Regions from separate parts of the Homo sapiens genome. Here all the other regions are linked to region 1. Evidence: chromatin contacts called from ENCODE Hi-C or POLR2A ChIA-PET data. All regions are on one chromosome and are shown on one strand. Each heading gives the region's core, a stretch centred on a gene start or an enhancer-like site at or near the end of the contact. The rest is flanking DNA. Distances are from core to core; before and after follow the strand shown. Region 1 holds the start of LINC01623 (long intergenic non-protein coding RNA 1623). Region 2 holds the start of H2AC17 (H2A clustered histone 17). Region 3 holds the start of H1-5 (H1.5 linker histone, cluster member). Region 4 holds the start of ZSCAN16-AS1 (ZSCAN16 antisense RNA 1).

Region 1 (3,220 bases), core at 657-3,156:
TGGCTACACCGCATCTAACGATTGTAACACTCATCCGGAGGACTTGTGGCTTTCTTGAAATCAGTGAGATCAAGAACCCGCCAATTCCGGACACAATGTTTTACGAATTGTGTGTTAGTAGGAGTTGCTCCTTACAACTGCTATTTCACAAACATTTATTCCTTGATATAACCTGCCACCACTAGAATTGCAGTCACTGATTCACCAAAAATAAATCAATCATGTCGTTTTTGCTGATCTTAACTTGAGGTGCAGCTCATATTTTTTTCAATATTTAGTGTTAGAAGTGTTTGGAGTCCTTATTTAGAAATTTGGTGTTTTTGTGATCAGACATTTGCCAAGAAAATTAACTCTTAAATCAATTAGTCTAGTCTATGGTAGAATTAGTTTTATTTTGCTTAAAGTAATAGTTTCCAAAAACCAACTGACAATAAGTGAGGACTTCCTATATTTTTATGCTTAGGTTTGATGAAGTGGATAGTCCCATAGCAGTATAATTGGATAAAAGGGGGTATGATCTAATGGTTATAAACTGGGGTGAACTTAGCAAAGCCTGTTTATTCAGGTTCTCTTTGGCATCTCTGTGTCTTCGTTTATTTCCTCCAAGTACATTTTCTCCCCTCTGAATTGACGGTCTTATCACCTACTTTAATTGGAAGATCAGGTAGCTTTCATGGCCCGCTTCACGGAACAAGGGCCCAGAGAAAAACGTTTCTGCTTCTGCTGTTTTCTCAAATGCCGAGGTGTCGTATTTTGGGAGTAGTGTGACCTGAACCCAGTCAAAAGACGTCCGAGTCTTTCTAATCTCTGGGTCATAGGGTCGCCTTTGGCCTATGCATTGTACGTATACAGTATGGCATTTCGCATGTCTGTCCACTTCTAGGCGCACAGTCCAACTGGCTTTGACTGGTCAGGAAGGCCAGGCCTGGATCTGGGGTTGGTACTATAGGTTAGATGTTTTCAGGTTTTGAAGGAGAAACAGGTCCCTTAAGGATGAGAGCGAATCAGAAGAAGACAGACAAAAAAGGATTTAGGATTTGTTCCAGAAGCTCATTTCTGGATTGACTGTCGTACCAAGGTTTGGCGAACGGCGGCAAGCGCTTGCCAGTTTGTCGAAGAGTGGAGAGGTCAGTTGTGCCAAGGAGTGGAGAGGTCTAAGAACTCTCCAGGAGCACGGAGGGTTTATGCAGTCATAAATCGCCTTGCTTCTGCATACTTTTTATTCCGTGGAGGATTCCGCCCGGGCGATGGCGCCATAAATGCAGGTGCGTCCTGGCTCTTTTCTCTTCCCAGTGCGCATCTCGGCGACTCTCACCACCCGAGTCTCAGAGCCCGCGAAACGTAGCGTGCCAGGTTCTCCATCCCGAGGCTGGGCGCGGGAACCTGCAGGGGCAGTAACTACGACCGGGACAAGCCGATCTGCAATTCCCCTCCTGTTTTCTCTGCCCCTTGGACTTAAATTCCCACGGCGGCGTTTAGGGCTTTCGTTTTATCTTTCTGCGTTATGCTCGCGGTTTCCTGGCAACCTTTCCAAGCAGAATCACCCCATCACAGACCTTTCTCTGGGGGGCGGCCAGGCAGGACGGCTCCCTTATAAACCCCGATAGGTGGTTGTCGAGCGGCCGTCCGAGAGGGTGACCTGCAGCGGGAGATCCCAGGCCCAGCACGGGACTTTCGATATAACATTCAGTTTTCCTTCTCTCAGCGCAGTCAGGAAACAATATCCAGTATAGCGAATTCAAAATTAAGTTCGACAAAATATGCTTCTTGGCACGACCGATAATAGTAACAGGTCATAGAAATATTTTGGCCCACGTTGAGCGTTGGGGGGTGTAGCTCAGTGGTAGAGCGCGTGCTTAGCATGCACGAGGCCCCGGGTTCAATCCCCGGCACCTCCAGCTTCATTTTTCTCCCGCCTTTTCTCCTAGATGTGCCTTGTTTGCAAAATCATGTCTATCATGTCCACGACTCGCCTCAATTTTTTTTCTTTTGTTTTTGTGGCACTTTCATTCTCTCTCAATTCTTCAAATTCACATGGAAACCAAGGAAAACAAGCTCCGTTTTGCTTTCAATATTGATGCATTTCTGCTCTAAGGCTTTGACACCACCCTGGGTGGCTGTGTCAAGAGATGAAAGACAAAATGAAAGAGGCCGCGGAAGCACAGACTGGCAGAATTCCAAAACCCGAAAAACAAGCAAGGCACCAAATTAACAAGCCCAATCACATTGGTTACATTTCCCAGTATTATCGAAGATCAAGCAAGAAAGAAAAAGACAGAAAACAAATGCGAAACCACAGGTAATTTTTTACAATTTATTTTAGATCCTTTCTTTTTTGAGCTGTTCCTTGGTCAAGGGACAGACCCAGAAAATAGGAAAACTGTCCCACGGATTTCCCCACCACTCTCTTCCCATCGCAATCTCTTTTCTTTTCCCCCATCAGGTGTCCTCTTGTTCGTCCGATTTTAGACTTTGTAAGCTTTTTGTAGGCTTTTTTTTTTTTTTTTTTTGGAGACAAGAGTCTCACTCTGTCTCCCAGGCTGGAGTGCAGAGTGCAATGGCACCATCTCGGTTCACGTGCAAGCTGTGCCTCCCAGATGCAAGTGATTCTCCTGCCTTAGCCTCCCGAGTAGCTGGAATTACAGGCATGATGCACCACCATGCCCGGCTAATTTTTTTTTTTTTAGTGGAAACGGGGGTTTCACCATGTTGGCCAGGCTGGTCTCGAACTCCTGAACTCAAGTGATCCACGATCCACCCGCCTCTGCCTCCTAAAGTGCCGGGATTCCAGGCGTGAGCCACCACGCCTGGCCTACTTTGTATGCATTTCTTTGACTCATTGTTATTGTTTCTGACTTTATTAGGGTAACTTTTATTAAAGCATAATGTAAGCTTTGGATCCAAATAGAAGTTCTTTATTGTGTTAAATAAATTGAAGCCTTCGTATCTGGCTGACTTGAAGCAGCACTTAGCTAGTTTTAAAAGATATGGAAGGCAATCAGAAAACAAAGATACATATCCCCACTCCCTTCTCTTCCCAATTCTAACCGCAGCTCACATTTTGAAGGGCCTCACACATGCATGTGTGAACATCTCAACATATTAGCGGTGGCAGTTATCTGTAAGGAGTCTGCAGCAACATTAATTCTTGCCTCCTCAGGAGAAGGAAAGAATTCGATTGAGGAGCATAATGCCGAAGGAGAGACCGAGGCAAGTCTTA
Region 2 (3,212 bases), core at 186-2,685, 970 kb after region 1:
TCTTGGCGCCAGAGTCCGATGCACTCCTGCAGATAACGGTCATTTCCATTCCGGGAGAACCTCTTCGAAAAACAACCCGGATGAGACTATCTGGCAAATTGCAGCCCTTGGCGGGCTTTTCAAATAGAGCGTTGACCAATCAAAGAAGGGGGACGTTACAGGCACTGAAAGAATAACCCGGCCGCGCGCGATGGCTCACGCCTGATATCCCAACATTTTGGGAGGCCGAGATGGGTGGATCACGAAGTCAGGAGTTCGAGACTAGCCTGGTCAAGACGGTAAAACTCCGTCTCTACTAAAAATGCAATAATTAGTCGGGCACGGTGGCGGGCGCCTGTAATCCCAGCTACTTAGGAGGCCGAAGCAGAATTGGTTGAACCCGGGAGACGGAGCTTACAGTGAGCCGAGATCGCGGCACTGCACTCTATCCTGGGCGACAGAGCCAAGACTCCATTTAAAAAAAAAAAAAAAAAACAACACAAAAGGAAAGAGTAACCGAAAACCGAAAGCAAACTTGTAATTATAGCTTAAAGCACAACTGCAAGCCTTTTTCCCCAAGGGTATCTAAGAACCCAAGCTAAATTTGTCTGATGGAGCGTCTATACTCACACGCAAAAAGCCTAGGGAGCTTAGCTTACCTTTTCCCGCCGTCTTCCCTCCTAATGGAGGCCGGCCGGAGTCCACCCAAAAGACTACAAGCAAAATGCACAGGCTCTTTCTCTGGAAGCGTGAGTGGCTCTGAAAAGAGCCTTTGGATTGCTGGCAGCTGCGAGAGCTCACTTGGAGCTGGTGTACTTGGTGACGGCCTTTGTGCCCTCGGACACGGCGTGCTTGGCCAGCTCCCCGGGCAGCAGCAGGCGCACGGCCGTCTGGATCTCCCTGGAGGTGATGGTCGAGCGCTTGTTGTAATGCGCCAGGCGGGAAGCCTCGCCAGCGATGCGCTCAAAGATGTCATTGACGAAGGAGTTCATGATGCCCATGGCCTTCGATGAGATGCCGGTGTCGGGGTGGACTTGCTTCAGCACCTTGTACACGTAGATAGAGTAACTCTCTTTGCGGCTGCGCTTGCGCTTCTTGCCGTCCTTTTTCTGGGCCTTGGTTACGGCTTTCTTGGAGCCCTTTTTGGGGGCAGGAGCAGATTTAGCCGGGTCGGGCATGGCGGAGGAGAGTGAAAGAGCACTCAAATAACAAGAATGAGGACAAGCTGGGTTATGCCCTATTTATTTACAAGTCTATATGCAGATGAGATTGAGAAATTCTTCTGTCTGATTGGAAGTTACTCAGATGACGTTAATATCAATATAGTCCAATCAAAACACGTATATTCAGAAAGCTCATTTGCATTAAGAGGAAGCTGCAAGCTTAGCCAATGGCCCAGCTTCTTTTTCGCGCCCAGCAGCTGCTATAAAATGCGCGTCCCTGTAGGTTCCTTTCACTCACTTTCTGACTTAGGCCACAGGTCGTTTTACCATGTCTGGACGTGGCAAGCAGGGCGGCAAGGCTCGCGCCAAGGCCAAAACCCGCTCCTCTAGAGCTGGGCTCCAATTTCCTGTAGGACGAGTGCACCGCCTGCTCCGCAAGGGCAACTACGCTGAGCGGGTCGGGGCCGGCGCGCCGGTTTACCTGGCGGCGGTGCTGGAGTACCTAACTGCCGAGATCCTGGAGCTGGCGGGCAACGCAGCCCGCGACAACAAAAAGACCCGCATCATCCCGCGCCACTTGCAGCTGGCCATCCGCAACGACGAGGAGCTCAACAAGCTGCTTGGTAAAGTTACCATCGCTCAGGGCGGTGTTCTGCCTAACATCCAGGCCGTACTGCTCCCCAAGAAGACTGAGAGCCACCACAAAGCTAAGGGCAAGTAAGGGCTGAACTTTAAAAATGTAAACTTACAAGACAAAAGGCTCTTTTCAGAGCCACCCACCATTTCTACGGAAGAACTGAGCACTCTGTTCTCCAAACCTATCAGAAATTTGTGGCCGAGTTCAAGCACTGAGGCCATTACTTTCCTATTGGGTAAAATAAAAGTATTGAATCAGGCCTAGTAAATACTATCCAACTGCTACCTTATAACATGAAGGAACCTCCTTAATTGTCCCCTCCCCACAAACTGTCCTGGGTCTTTAAAAAACTTGGGGCCGGGCGCGGTGGTTTATGCGTCCTTAGCATTTTGGGAAACTGAGGCAGGTGGGTGGGGAGGGGAGAAATCTCTAGGGACCTGGAGTTCGAGACCACCCTGATAACGAGACCCCTGCCTCTTAAAAAAAAAATGACTGGGCGCGGTGGCTCACGCCTGTAATCCCAGCACTTTGGGAGGCCGAGGAGGGTGTATCACAAGGTCAAGAGATCGAGACCACCCAGGCAAACATGGTGAAACCCTGTCCCTACTAAAAACACAAAAATTAGCCGGGCGTGGTGGCGAGCGCTACTAAGGAGACAGGCAGGAGAATCGCTTGAACCCAGGAGGCAGAGGTTGCAGTGAGCCGAGATCACGCCACTGCACTCCAGCCTGGGCGACAGAGCGAGACTCCATCTAAAAAAAAGAAAGAAAAAAAATACCAGGCGCGAGGCCCTCGCCTGTATTTGGCGGACTGACAGCAGAAGGAACACTTGAGTCCCAGGAATTTGAGATTTCAGTGAGCCATGACCTCGCCACTGCACTCCAGCCTGGGTGACAAAGCGAGACCCCGTCTCAAAAAAAGAAAAACAAAACCCAAACAAAAGTATTTCTGGTGATCATTTGCTCCTGTGAATATAATAAATGTTAAACTAACCTTTTTGTTGTCTTTATGGGTCTTTATCAATACCAGAACCTGGTAGTTCTTTGATCAACTAAAATCTCCATCCTAATAAAATGCTGTTGTCAGAACTACCCAGATTCACTGGCAAAAATCTAATCACTGACCCAAACCTGTAATTCCGCGCATGCTAATGAAATTAAGCAATAATTTACATAATTAATCCAATCAGCCATTGGATTGCATTAAACTCAGTTAATGAAGAGGTCAGATACCATTTATTGGTATCATTTAGTCAAGCACCTATCAAACTCCTTCCCCACACCACACTGGACAAAACTAAAGTTTTGGTGTTTTAGAGAATGTGCCAGCCTAAGTTTAAATTGTTTTTGTTCTGGGTCTTGGTACAGTCATTAAAAGATTTAATTAAGCAGTTACAAAACGGAACTACTTTTTGGAAATACTAGCAAATACGT
Region 3 (3,250 bases), core at 485-2,984, 1.0 Mb after region 1:
GTTAGTTTGCTTTTTCGAGACAGGATCTTGCTCCATTGCCCTGGCTGGAGTGCAGTGCTGCTATCATTGCTCACTGCAGCCTTGACACCCTGAATTCAAGTGATCCTCCCACCTCAGCCTCCCGAGTAGCTGAGACTACAGGCATGTGCCACCACATCCAGCAAAATGTTTTGTATTTTTATTAAAGATGGGGTTTTACCAAGTTGCCCAAGCTGGTCTCCAACTCCTGAGCTCAAGCAACCCACCTATCCCAGTGTCCCCAAGTGCTGAGATTACAGACATGAACCACCGTGCCCAGCCTTTGTTTTTGTTTTTTTTTTTTTTAACAATACTTTTAAAACATAAAGACACTTCTTAGCTTGAGGGCCATACAGAAAAAAGCCATTGTCCAGATTTGGCCATAGTCTGCCAACTTCTCCAGGAGTTCTTAGAAGATGAAGTGCATTGGCTACTTTAAATTTTCTTGCACAGCATTTCAAGAATGAGAAATAAGTGACTGTTGATTTCATTAGGAATCCAAATCATCATTTGATCATTTTTATCATCCAGGCATCCTGTCCAATCCCCTCCACCTCCCATAAATTGTAAACTTCATTTATTTCAACCTCAGTGTATTTGCCTATGTTTTCCTGAGTTCCTCTGAACCTCTATAATGTGAAGTCGCTCAATATCCAATCCAACCTTTTCACAGTCAATAGCCAGATATTCTTCTAAAATATTAGCGCTAAAACACACAAAAATACCCATATTGATGTATCCTGGCTGCTCATAGAAGAGAGTATTCCTGATGGTGCAGCTTGTTAAATGTGGGTGGAGATTCAGGGGGAGCAGTGAGAACATTTCGAAAACCTGACAGTGTCCTGGGCCACCTAAACAGTTTGTGCATTTGAGGATCACTGGGAGCTCTTGAATAATTTTCCACAAGTTTGAGTTTTCTCTAAACTGAATTATCTATATTATTTTTCTTCCCCTTTTTTAATGGATTTGCCCAGGAACTAAAAAGAGAAAACACTCTAATTAGAAAACATAACACATTTAAGTTTGAATGTGAATCTGAGTAGTTAGATCCTTAAGTCAAAGCGATTTGTATTACTGGTGCTGCAATGCAGAAGAAGTCACTCTGACTGTGGAACTCTTCCAAGCTGCAAAATCCCATTCTGTAAAGACATTAGCACATGGAAACTCCTAGGACACAGAACCAGTTTGTAAAGTCAAGTCTATGTGGTTAAGTTGGGGCTGTAGGCAACCAGCTGTCCTGTGCCTGTGTTACTTGCTACAGTTAGAAACAAACTTCATGCCCAAACCAAGGAACCCAGTGTCTTTTCTCTTGCAAAAATCAAAGCATGAACTCATGGGCAAATTTTTAAAAATAACTTTCACTGGATACTTAGTAGAAATTTATCGCGACACGCTACTAACTAACATGATGCCCTCAGCCCAATGGATTCTTATGAAAAGCTGAAGGGATTTTTTAAAATATCTTTCATCAATTGCACAAGATTCTTGAAAACACAAACAAGTATGTGAACCTGGAGGCTGTTTTCCTCCTTTGGAGCTTCAAAGTGCCAAATTCTGTACCATTGTTTTAAGCATTTAATCAAATTTTGAGGACTAACAAACACAATTTGGGAGTCCAACCGCGAGCGGCGGCGGCCAGAGGGCGGTGGATTGGACGCTCCACCAATCACAGGGCAGCGCCGGCTTATATAAGCCCGGGGCCCGAGCATAGCAGCAACGCAAAACCTGCTCTTTAGATTTCGAGCTTATTCTCTTCTAGCAGTTTCTTGCCACCATGTCGGAAACCGCTCCTGCCGAGACAGCCACCCCAGCGCCGGTGGAGAAATCCCCGGCTAAGAAGAAGGCAACTAAGAAGGCTGCCGGCGCCGGCGCTGCTAAGCGCAAAGCGACGGGGCCCCCAGTCTCAGAGCTGATCACCAAGGCTGTGGCTGCTTCTAAGGAGCGCAATGGCCTTTCTTTGGCAGCCCTTAAGAAGGCCTTAGCGGCCGGTGGCTACGACGTGGAGAAGAATAACAGCCGCATTAAGCTGGGCCTCAAGAGCTTGGTGAGCAAGGGCACCCTGGTGCAGACCAAGGGCACTGGTGCTTCTGGCTCCTTTAAACTCAACAAGAAGGCGGCCTCCGGGGAAGCCAAGCCCAAAGCCAAGAAGGCAGGCGCCGCTAAAGCTAAGAAGCCCGCGGGGGCCACGCCTAAGAAGGCCAAGAAGGCTGCAGGGGCGAAAAAGGCAGTGAAGAAGACTCCGAAGAAGGCGAAGAAGCCCGCGGCGGCTGGCGTCAAAAAGGTGGCGAAGAGCCCTAAGAAGGCCAAGGCCGCTGCCAAACCGAAAAAGGCAACCAAGAGTCCTGCCAAGCCCAAGGCAGTTAAGCCGAAGGCGGCAAAGCCCAAAGCCGCTAAGCCCAAAGCAGCAAAACCTAAAGCTGCAAAGGCCAAGAAGGCGGCTGCCAAAAAGAAGTAGGAAGCTGGCGTGTGAAAACCGCAACAAAGCCCCAAAGGCTCTTTTCAGAGCCACCCAGAGACCTCTAAAAAATGGCTGTGCACAACATGTTAGATCAGGCAGCAAGATTCCTTGCATTCGAAAAATCTCGGGCAGTTCTCCCTCAACCCTAATCGAGTAACGCAAGGCAAGCAAGAGTCCAGGGTGTTGGTTGGACTCCCCACGTAGTTTACCCATGCAGTCTGTTATTAGAGTATGAATTCCAGCCGTTGGTTTTTGTTAAGTTGGTGTCAAGCTTTTTGTCAGACGCCTAGCTACAAAGAAGCTTCTTATATTTTAAAAAGCCCGCTCTATAATCTGATTGGCCAGTTTTTGTTCCATCATCTGTATGTGGTTTTTCCGCGTTTAAGCCATTTAGGCACCAGCTACTTCGGCGTCACTAATGTGTTCGGCATTAATATAATATGCTATCAACGCACAAGACAATATAGTAGCAAGTTTCAAGATGGGGTCTCTATTACATGCCAATTTGATATGACCGTGTCATTCTGTACTGGATTATTTTTTTTTCCTCAAGTCAGGTTCTCGCTGTCACCCAGGCTGGCGTGCAGTGGCGTGGTCTCGGCTCACTACAGCCTCAGCCTCCCCGGCTCAAGGGATCGTCCCACTTCAGCCTCTGTGAAGTGCTAGGACTAAAGGCGTGCACCACCCCGGTCGGCTAATTTTTGTATCCGCTATGATGCCCAGGCAGATCTCGAATTCATGAGCTCCAGCGATCTTCCCGCCTCAGCTTCCAAA
Region 4 (3,183 bases), core at 81-2,580, 730 kb after region 1:
ATGGGGTAATCACTGTTAAGTTTGGAGTGCATCCTTTTCTTGTACAAATACCCCACAAATTATATCTATATAAACAAATTTTTTCAACAAAAATGGAATATATATTGTTCTGACACTCCTTTTGTCATTTGAACGGTTGAAAGGTATTCCTCAATAGCATATGTCATATGTAATTCTTCCGCCATTGATTTACATTGATAAACAAGTGTTTTCCTTTTTTTCTACCACTAGCGTCCTGTCTGCCTTTTATTGCCTTCCAGAATGACCTTCTCCCTATCCCATACCCCTGGTCATAATTCCCCTGTACCCCCAAGTCAAAGGACTTATCTCATTGCTCACTACTCAATCTAAACACTCGTCTATTATTCTAATAACCCCCTCTCAAGACTTTATTATTCGATTTTGCACTGATCACATTCTGTCTTATATTACTTGCTATGTTGCATTTGCTGTCAATAGATTAAAGCTTCCATAGTTGAGGTGTCGGTTCTGAGATCTCCTTCCCAGTTGCAGTAAGTGGCAGCCCTTGAAATATGCAGATGTGCCATACATTTCTGACAGGAAGAGTGGTTTGCCTTTTTTTGTCAAGTAGCTAATCAATCTGATTCATCCTCTCCCTGCAATTCTAGTCTTATTCAATAATTCCTTCTGCTTAGGTAGGTCCTCATTCACCCATGTACTTATCAAGCACCCACCATGTGACAGATGCCAAGTGAGGTGAAAGTGCTGGGATGAGCACCTCTGTGGATCTCACAATGACCATCCATCTTTTGCATCCTTCTTGGTTTTTCCTTTACCCAAGTCCTGCACTTCACTCTTTACCCGTGCTTCAGAAAAGCGGAAGTTGGTTAATTAATTCCATTTGTCTAACACGGATGAGAGTGACAGCAGACAAGGGGAAAGGCAGGGAAATTCCCTTAGACTGTTCTTACATGCACTCTCACACTTAATAGTCAAAGCCACCCTATGAAATAGACACTACGTTATTAGCCTGAGTTACATAAACGAGTAAACAGAGGCTTGGAGAAGTTAAAAATAAATTGCCCTCAGTCCTAACTGGAGAGTGGTGGAGTCAGAATTTGAATCCAGGTTTAAAGAATTCTAGTGCCGGCACTCTGCACCTATTTCTCTTTGGACACTCATTTCCCCTAAGGATCAGAGAAGCTCAAAGTAGGCCACTTTTCGTCTCCGTAAGTCCGCAAGGTCCTGCGAGATCACAGTGAGCAGGGCACCAGCAAATACAGTCTGCGACCGCGAGACGTAAAGGGAAGAACGCTCCTCGGCACCCCTCCCCAGTCTATCCTAAAGTCAAGAACGTCCGAGCCCGCCTTTCTCCGGGGGCGGGCTGCAATAAAACAGCAAAATCCTCCATTCCCCATCAGCGGTCGATTGGGGGCTCTTTCGAAGCGGCAGCTCTGTAGGACCGCTCTTCTACCCCAAGATCCCTCGGCTTCGGCCCCCTAGGTGCCAGGGTCTGCGGGACCCCACGCTCAAAGCCGCCGGCCGGGGTCGACAACTGCAGAGAGGGTCGGGATAGGAAATTGCGGGTAGCGGCAGATGCGGGTCCCCAGGCATCCCGGAGGTTCCCACAGGTCTGCAGTGGGCCTACTTTGCGAAAAGGGCCCGGCTGCGCCGAGCCTCGTTCAAATCAGATGCCAGACAGTGTTTCTTGGGATCCATCCAAATAGGTCCCTTATTTCTCTTTGTGGGAGCCCTGGGCCTCCTTCCAGGCCGGAACCCAAGTGCTTAGGCAGCCGGGAAAGGCCGGTCCCCTTTTTCAGTTCTCTCGCGACCTCTAGCCACTTCCGGTTGCTAACGGTTCCCAAACAGCCCCCGAAAACGCTACGTGAGCTGGGCCCTGGGCCAGAGGCAGAAAACGGACGGAAGAAAAGGTCTGGCCGGTGAGTGTCAGAGTGAGGGCGAGATTGGGTGGTGTTCTCTGCCGGTGGATAGGCTCGACCGTCCGGTTTGGGATTGGGGTTAGGTATTAGGGAGCGGTTCAAAATTATGCTAATTGTTAAGATTACGAGTATTATTTAAAAAGATACACAACAGCAACAATACAATGAGCCCACGAAGATCAAATGCCAGTTAACTGATTTAAGCAGCTTTGATAGGAAGAAAATGCTGAATTTAATGCTAACAAAAAGATCTAAGTGCGCTGTTAGGGGCTAAGACTTTAACATTATGGGCCAGCCACTGTTCTAAACCCTTCACATTTGGTCACTCATTTAATTCCTACTTTATGAGGTAGATATCATTATAATACTGTTTTACAGATGGGGAACCTGAGGCACAGAGAGAAAAATGTATTAGCCAAGGTCATATAACTAGTAACTGGCAGAACAAAGATTCATACCCAGGCATTCTTCCTTTAAATTCTGTACTCTGGCCTTTCATTGATAACCTGGTTTTATCAGCTTAGGAAATTTGCTATCCAGATGGAAGTATAAGTTTCTACAGAGATATGTTATTGCAGCAGTGTTCTGAATCTCATCGGGTTTGTTGGCAATTTGCCTTTCAACAAAGGGTTTTTTTTTTTTTTTTTGATAAGGGTGGCTTCCACAGAGATTTAAGGAGAACAATAAAAATTTTCATTTTAATAAATAAGCCCCATTTCAACGTCCCTTCTCCTGTATCATTCCTCTGATTCTTCTCTGTCGTTATTTGTTTCTATTAGGTTAAATCATTTTACATTTCTGGTATTTAACCATTTTGACCCACAAAAACAGGGATTTCATTTGTTTAACCTAATACAGAAACATCTTTTCAAGCAGAATTTAGGAATCTACAACAATGAGCAAGATTATATTTTCATCTCCAAAATGTACGTTAAGTCTGTTTGTTTCTCTTTATATCCACTGTGAACCCATGGTCCATGCCACTACCTTCTTTCACTTGGGTTACTACAGTAGCCTCTGGACTGATTTCCTTACTTCTGCTCTTTTCTCATTCTTGCCTCTTTAAGGAGCCAGAATGATCTTTTCTAAACAAACATTGGATTATGTTCCTCCCTTCTAGTAGTTCCCCATCACGTTTAGAATACACATCCTGGCCCCTGTTCACCTCTCTAACCTAATCTTGTGTCACCTTCCCCTTAATCCAGTGCTTTCAACACGTGGCCTTTTTCAGTTCCTGTAACACACCAAATTCATCCCTATTCAGAGACTTTGCATTACCTCT

What was found. Hi-C counts contacts between places; a loop is a spot of excess contacts on that map. ChIA-PET counts read pairs that join two places held with the same protein, here RNA polymerase II (POLR2A). Pooled maps may share reads with other maps.
Region 2: a map of A673 shows a loop between it and region 1 (5-fold over the local background). The contact joins the promoter of H2AC17 here to the promoter of LINC01623 in region 1. A Hi-C loop is called at or near these places in 9 of 168 maps with a recorded cell type or tissue (A673, CD4-positive, alpha-beta memory T cell, CD8-positive, alpha-beta T cell and 5 more), 11 of 37 single-sample maps with no recorded cell type and 21 of 50 pooled maps. POLR2A ChIA-PET finds 5 or more read pairs at or near these places in 25 of 52 experiments (A549, B cell, CD4-positive, alpha-beta T cell and 18 more).
Region 3: a pooled map shows a loop between it and region 1 (8-fold over the local background). The contact joins the promoter of H1-5 here to the promoter of LINC01623 in region 1. A Hi-C loop is called at or near these places in 7 of 50 pooled maps. POLR2A ChIA-PET finds 5 or more read pairs at or near these places in 16 of 52 experiments (CD4-positive, alpha-beta T cell, CD4-positive, alpha-beta memory T cell, CD8-positive, alpha-beta T cell and 12 more).
Region 4: a map of naive thymus-derived CD4-positive, alpha-beta T cell shows a loop between it and region 1 (2.5-fold over the local background). The contact joins the promoter of ZSCAN16-AS1 here to the promoter of LINC01623 in region 1. A Hi-C loop is called at or near these places in 2 of 168 maps with a recorded cell type or tissue (breast epithelium and naive thymus-derived CD4-positive, alpha-beta T cell) and 7 of 50 pooled maps. POLR2A ChIA-PET finds 5 or more read pairs at or near these places in 1 of 52 experiments (activated T-cell).

Annotation. Positions count from the first base shown.
Region 1 is chr6:28,862,363-28,865,582 of GRCh38, reverse strand. LINC01623 (long intergenic non-protein coding RNA 1623) reads left to right here and starts at 1,906. Exons shown (of 2, transcript NR_033379.1): 1 at 1,906-2,299. It overlaps TRA-AGC2-2 (tRNA-Ala (anticodon AGC) 2-2), which reads left to right and starts at 1,827; the gene lies at 1,827-1,898.
Region 2 is chr6:27,891,408-27,894,619 of GRCh38, reverse strand. H2AC17 (H2A clustered histone 17) reads left to right here and starts at 1,435. Exons shown (of 1, transcript NM_003514.2): 1 at 1,435-1,921. The coding sequence starts at 1,471. The coding sequence ends at 1,863. It overlaps H2BC17 (H2B clustered histone 17), which reads right to left and starts at 1,195. Exons shown (of 1, transcript NM_003527.4): 1 at 729-1,195. The coding sequence starts at 1,157. The coding sequence ends at 777. RefSeq lists enhancers at 432-571, 962-1,201, 1,222-1,765, 2,112-2,161, 1,766-2,309.
Region 3 is chr6:27,866,072-27,869,321 of GRCh38, reverse strand. H1-5 (H1.5 linker histone, cluster member) reads left to right here and starts at 1,734. Exons shown (of 1, transcript NM_005322.3): 1 at 1,734-2,530. The coding sequence starts at 1,793. The coding sequence ends at 2,473. RefSeq lists enhancers at 1,475-1,544, 1,805-1,914.
Region 4 is chr6:28,135,463-28,138,645 of GRCh38, reverse strand. It overlaps ZSCAN16-AS1 (ZSCAN16 antisense RNA 1), which reads left to right and starts at 1,330. Exons shown (of 2, transcript NR_103456.1): 1 at 1,330-1,901. RefSeq lists an enhancer at 970-1,159.